Linked DNA regions of Homo sapiens: region 1 is linked to region 2. The links are chromatin contacts, found by Hi-C or POLR2A ChIA-PET in ENCODE. All regions are on one chromosome and are shown on one strand. The core of a region is the stretch at or near the end of the contact, and the rest is flanking DNA. Distances in the headings are between cores, read along the strand shown. Region 1 overlaps HS2ST1 (heparan sulfate 2-O-sulfotransferase 1). Region 2 holds the start of ODF2L (outer dense fiber of sperm tails 2 like).

Region 1 (3,249 bases), core at 596-3,095, 670 kb after region 2:
TTTGAGATAATTATATATTCACAGGAAGTTGCAAAGATAGTACAGCATGTTTTTCTTTTAAGCACCTGGAAGACAACCATCTTCTGTCCCTCTGTTTCACTTATTTACCATGCCTATTTCAAAGGAATGTTGCAGGAAACAATTGCAAAATGCTTTTGCAATCCCAAAATAAAATATATCAAATAATTTTAAAAGGCATTTGCAAAAAAAAGGTAGTTCTATAATATTGTAGTGCTGTATTTAACTATAAGGCTCTACCTCTTCCTATAATAGAAATAGACAAAATCTCAGACAATCAGTATAATGTGGAACATGAGCTCTAGAGTCACATTGACCTGTAATGGTATCCTGACATCAGTAAACAGCTGGTGATCACTTAAAGAGACTCAGTTTTCTTATTTAAATGGGGATAATAATTCTGCCTCTCATGATATGATGTATATAAACCACAACACAGCATGGGTGTAACAGATGATATACATAAAACACTTAAAGCATAGTGAGAATTCAATGTTAGCTATTACCAATACTATTTTTTCATGTAGGTGATTAGTGTATTTCTCAGATTGATAATAAAAGAAGGTTATAACTTATAAGGATTTCACATTGTTAAATTAATGTAATAACTGTAGAAAAGTATAGCCATAGCCAAGCTTGGCAAGTACATTTAGTAAAATATAACTCATATTCCTTTAACGTAGTAACCTTAGCAATAACACAAAAAGAAAAGAATTGGTGTTTTTTGGATTGATGGGGTATTTAATAATTACTTTAATGTTTTTATCTAATAGATCATCTCAGGAGCATTAACTCCAATATATTTTTAGTGAGAACCTTATCACAGATGAAGTTGTGAAAGAAAATTTGATATTTATTTTGTAATGTATTTTCAGAATGTTAAGGATTAACATATATTTAATGTGGAAGCATTATGTTTGTTTAAAAGATGTGTCTAATAAGGGCCTACAAAAATTTATTGTACATGAAGATACTCAATAAATATTGTTAAATTGAGAATAAATGACTAATTTATAAACAGTTAAATATTTTATAATTTGTTTTTAATGTTATTATTAAAATGAACCTGTATTATAAGATCTCAATATTTGGTAATTTTTTTGAAGTGAAACAAACATAAGTTAGCCATTTTACAGGGAACAATTCACTGGCATTTGGAACATTCACAATATTGTACAAGCACCATCTCTATCTAGTTCCAAAACATTACTCCAAAGGAAACCCCATCACCGTTAATCGGGTGCTTTCCATTTCTCCCTCCCCCCATTCCCTGGCAACCACCAATATATTAATATATACTGTTTCATTTTTACCTATTCTGGATATTTCATATTAATCTAATTATATATGACCTTCGGTATCTGGCTTCTTAGCATATTTTTGATGTTCATCTATATTGTATTACTAACATATATGAGTACTTCATTCCTTTCTATAGTTGCATAATATTCTATTGCTCTGTATATAGTACCACAATTTATTTGTTCATTCATCTGTTGATGGACATTTGGATTGTTTCTACCTTTTGGCTATAGTGAGTTAGTGCTTTAAACATTTATAAGTATTTGAGTACCTGTTTTCAGTTCTCTGGGGTGGTATATACCTTGGAGTAGAATTACTGAGGTATTTGGTAATTCTGTTTAACTTTTTTGAGAAACTGCCAAACTGTTTTTCATCATGACTTCACCATGTTACATCCCCTCCAGCAATGTATGAGGGTTACAATTTGTCACTTCCTCACTAACATTTGTTATTTTCCTATTCTTTTCTCTTTTTTTTTTTTTAAGTTTTTGGTTTATCTGTTTTTAATTATAGCCATCCTAGTGTGTATGAAGTGGTACTTTGTTGTGGTTTTGATTTGCATGTCCCAGTGACTAATGATGTTGAACATCTGTTCATGTTTGTTAGTCATTTGTATATCTTCTTTGATTATTGATTAGAGACTGTTCTTTTCTAAAGTCTGCATACAGTGCTGTAAATTTCCCTCTCAGTCCTGCCTTAACTGTGTCCCACAAATTTTGATTTGCTTATTTTCATTTTCATTCATGTCAATGTATTTTTAAAATTTCCCTTGACATTTCTATTTATTTGTCTTCTGTTCTGTTTTTTTCACTTCTGTTTTCTCTTTCTGCATTCCTGTGGGTTACTTATATTTTTTTTTAGAATTGCATTTTGATTTGAGTTTAATGTCTTTATATAGTCTTTTTCATGCTTGTTTTACATATTTTATTATATAAATGTCACCTGTCAGTTCACTGGTATCATTTTACCAATTCAGGTGAAGTATAGAAACCTTACCTCCACTTTTGTCTTTTTATTCTCCCTCACTTACAATGTAATTGTCTTAAATATTTGCTCTGCCTTCATTTAGAGCCACATCACAGAATGCCGTAATAATTTTGCTTTCTCTGTCAAACTTGCTTTTGAAAACTCAAGAGGAAAGGGAAAGTTTATTGTATTTACACATATTTTTACTCTCCATTTTTTTGTTTGTTCTTTCTGATGTTTTAAGATTTCTTCTTTTATCTTTTCCTTTTTGTTTATTTATAGAGTTTTTTTAGCCAGTCTTTTAGGGTAGGTCTACTGGCAATAAATGCTAATTTTCTTTCATGTGAGTTACTTTCCCTTTCATTCCTGAAAATTATTTTCTCTAGGTATACGATTATTTTATTTCAGCACTTGAAAAACATTGTGCCACTTCCTATTGGCTCCATGGTTCGTGATAAGAAATCTGCTGTTAATCCAGTTTTCTCTTGTAGGCTTCATACAGGTGCATTCAAGACTTTTTTTGTCTTTTGTTTTCAGAAGTTTGATTATGATATGTCTTGACATGGATATCTTTGGGTTTACCTTATTTGGAGTTTGTTCAGCTTCTCTATCTAAATGTTTATGTCTCTTTTTAAGTGTGTAAAGTTGTCAGCCATAATTTCTTTGAGCACTTTTCAACCCTGCTTTCTTTCTCCTATTCTTTTAAGACTCTGTGACACCAATGTTAGATCTTTTGTTCTAGACCACAGTTTCTTGAGCTCTTGTTTGTTTTTGTTTCTCCTTTTCTTGGTCTGTTTTCCCACTGCTGTTAGGTTCAGTAATTTCTTTTGTTTTTTCTTTCAGTTCATTAAACTTTTCTTCATCTCTTCCATTCTGCTGTTGAACCCATTCACTGAGCTTTTTATTTTAGTTCGTGTATTTCCATTTGGTTCTTTTTTGAGACAAAGTCTCGCTCTGTTGCCC
Region 2 (3,298 bases), core at 185-2,684:
GGAGTGCAGTGGCGCGATCTCGGCTCACGGCAAGCTCCGCCTCCTGGGTTCACGCCATTCTCCTGCCTCAGCCTCCCGAGTAGCTGGGACTACGGGCGCCCGCCACCACGCCCGGATAACTTTTTGTATTTGTTTTAGTAGAGACGGGGTTTCACCGTGTTGGCCAGGATGGTCTCGATCTCCTAACCTCGTGATCCGCCCGCCTCGGCCTCCCAAAGTGCTGGGATTACAGGCGTGAGCCACCGCGCCCGGCCCGGTTTGTTTCTTTAACCTTAACTCAGTTGCACTTAAAACTCCAAGAACCTCATTCATTCAAAAACACTTGAAACCGTACTATGCGTTGCGTGATGAGGAAACTGTCTTCGAAATAGATTTTATCCCCAACAGCAGCCCCAGTATGGTTATTCTCAGTAAACAACAAGCACCACCACTCACTAACCACCTACATTCGGTGCCACCTTAATGGCCCTGCGTTTACTTAATCTCGTATTACAACCACCCCAAAGTGATGATTACTGTTACAGTTATCAGTAAGGAATCCAGGAAGGTTCAGTGACCTAGACAAGGCCACACAGCGGGTTCAGTGGCAGAGCTGGGACTGAACACAAGTCGGCCTTTAGCACTCTCCACGACCCTAGGTCAATCCCGCACTACAGGGGTCGCCTATAGGGGCTGGAACCTAGAGGAATCCTGGAGAAGGAATTATTTCCTGAGGATTCCTGTAATATACCTCACTTACGAAGCCCCCAGGGCTTCCTACAATCTGATATATCACATGATGGGCGATTAAAAACCAGCCCAATGATTAAGAGGTCACTATTTCTGAAAGAAATGCAACCATATCCAGGAACGGCCCGGTCAGGACTTCGTTCTGCACAAGCCCACCTCACGCTAACATTTGCCCTGATGTCCCGGGGACCACACCCTTCCTAAGAGTGAGTCTCGCCGCCCTTTTCCCAGGCCAGGTAGTCAGCCTGAGGGAGGTGGAGGGTTTGCGCGGAGGGGGCTGGGTGGGCGCGAGGGCCTTTTACTTCCGGGACCCACCACTGCCCTCACCTCCAGACCGCTAAGGGCTCCCGCGGTAAACGCCCAGCAGCAGCTAGGCTCCCCACAAAGTCGCCCCCAACCCAAAAGGCGTACTTACGCCCCCGCCGCTGCGTCCGCACGTCGTCGTGACGACAGCCCGCCGTCGCCGCGATATAAAAAAAGGGTCAGAGGCGCCACGGCTGCTGCAATGGAAACCGTGGCAATCCTTCTTGTGCTCTGAGTCGGCTAGGAGGGAGCGGGACGCAGGGGGCACTACAGTGGGTAGACTAGGAAGGAAGGCAAGGGACGCGAGGTGGGAACCAGGCGAATTCCTAGACCTGCTTGCCGCAGAAGAGTGCCCGCTCAAGTGGAACAAAAGCGCAGCTAGTAACCGGCTAGTGGCTTCTCTGGCAACGGCGGCCCCACCCCTCCCGTCAGGCCCGCAGCAGGCTGCCGATTGGTCCGGGTTAGGGACGGCGGGCAGCGCCTATAGCTATTGGAGAGGGTGAGGAACGGGGCAGGGAGGGCAGCTTCGTGTCTATCCTTGTTTCTCGGGTAAACATTTTTTTTTAAGCGTTTGTTTATGGACAAGGACAGCATTTGTGTACGTTACCGAAAATCATAACCGAGCCCAACTAGAAAAAAAGGAAATAAAGCCAATTCCGAGTTTTCTGGCGCTTGGCCTGGTTGTGCCCTGCTTTTGCTTTTTAAAGAGAAGATTTGAAAACGTGAAGGCAACTGCGACCGGAAGAAACCTCCTTTTAAATGTATAGTAGTATTTTTAGCTGAGATGCCTCCCTGGGCCTCAGGTTTTTTCCTGTTAAATGAGGAAGCCTGAGGATGTTCTGCAAGGTGCCTTCAGGGTCTCAAAGTCTTTCGTATCTGTGCCACAGCCAGCTGGTCTGGTTTATAAAGTCCTGAAGAAGCAAAGCAAGATTTTAATTGGAAAAATATCTTCATTCAATGCCTCTACTTAATATTCATGTTAAGAATCGTACACCAACCTATGAAGTTCACAAGTAGAGTAACTGTCAACTAAGCCATAACCGTGGCATGCTGCTACCTAAATAATTGGTTTCACTAAAGCACTCCAGCAATGTTTTTCCACCAGTACTGTAATTGTCCCTTTCATAATTTAAAGCGGGAGACAGAATTAGTAAATTTTTTAGTAAAGGGCCAGTGATATGGTTAGGCTCTGAGTCCCCGACCACATCCCATCTTGAATTGTAATCCCCATAATCCCCACGTGTCAAGAGAGAAACCAGGTGAAGGTAATTGAATCATGGGGGCAGTTCCATAATCCCCACGTGTCAAGAGAGAGACCAGATGAAGGTAATGGAATCATGGGGGCCGTTTACCCCCATGCTAGTGAGTTCTCAAGCTATCTGATGGTTTTGTAAGGGGCTCTTTCCCCTCCACTGGGCACTTCTCCTTAACGAAGAAGGTGTCCTGCTTCCCCTTCACCTTCCGTCATGATTGTAAGTTTCCTGAGGCCTCCCCAGCGACGCTGAACTGTGAGTCAATTAAACCCCTTTCCTTTATAAATTACCCAGTCTCAGGCAATTCTTTATAGCAGTATGAAAATGTGCTCATACAGCCAGATAATATTTTATTAATAGGTTTTGCAGGTCATATGGTCTCTGTGATACTATTTAACTCTGCCATTGTCTTACCAAGAAAAGCCATAGATGATACATAAACATAAACATATGAGCTCACTAAAGTACGTTTGTGTGCAGGATGCAACACTACAGTGTTGGGTAGAAATTGTGATTTCTATCTTCATGGCAACAAATGGGGACTAGAATGTAAAAATAGCAGGCAATGAAATAGAATAAAGATACTTGAATACAAATAATACTTCAAAATTAAAAAGCAACATTTTAGATAACCTGTTTGCAGAGGACAAACAGAAGGTTAAATGAAAGTGTGATGGAGAATCACCACCTTTACATCTTTGCACTCTTTAATAGTGCCACTAATCACTGGAATTCCCCTAGGACTATGGTATTGCCTTTGGTTTAATCTTTTAGTAGATAAGGGCAGTTCCAAAGGCTTCCACTTTGTCTTCCTATTATAATAGCCATGAGTCAAAAAGCCAATGTCAAGATGCTGTAAATCTCCTTTAAGGTTATGACATTCAGGTCTCTTCATTAGTTCTGGTAAATTTTTTGCTGTACAAATTAAGTAGAATCTTAGCAGACTATCCATTTCAATTATAGGGGCAGTGATTAATTATCAACTCCTAAAGATCCCCCTTAGTCAAACAATA

Evidence for each region. Hi-C counts contacts between places; a loop is a spot of excess contacts on that map. ChIA-PET counts read pairs that join two places held with the same protein, here RNA polymerase II (POLR2A). Pooled maps may share reads with other maps.
Region 1: a loop to region 2 is called in a map of B cell, with 3 times the contacts of the local background. The contact joins the enhancer-like site here to the promoter of ODF2L in region 2. A Hi-C loop is called at or near these places in 3 of 168 maps with a recorded cell type or tissue (B cell, breast epithelium and posterior vena cava), 4 of 37 single-sample maps with no recorded cell type and 4 of 50 pooled maps. POLR2A ChIA-PET finds 5 or more read pairs at or near these places in 1 of 52 experiments (activated CD4-positive, alpha-beta T cell).

What each region holds. Positions count from the first base shown.
Region 1 is chr1:87,060,131-87,063,379 of GRCh38, forward strand. All of the region lies in intron 1 of HS2ST1 (heparan sulfate 2-O-sulfotransferase 1), which reads left to right. Among named protein-coding and RNA genes, the nearest start is that of LINC01140, 68 kb to the right of the region's middle. Within about 2 kb of position 1,846, at least 3 of the 41 ENCODE cell types and tissues checked have a DNase peak (open chromatin) inside an H3K27ac peak, as active enhancers do; they include B cell, where a contact is called at or near this core.
Region 2 is chr1:86,394,889-86,398,186 of GRCh38, forward strand. ODF2L (outer dense fiber of sperm tails 2 like) reads right to left here and starts at 1,435. Exons shown (of 17, transcript NM_001366781.1): 1 at 1,145-1,435. RefSeq lists an enhancer at 1,360-1,409.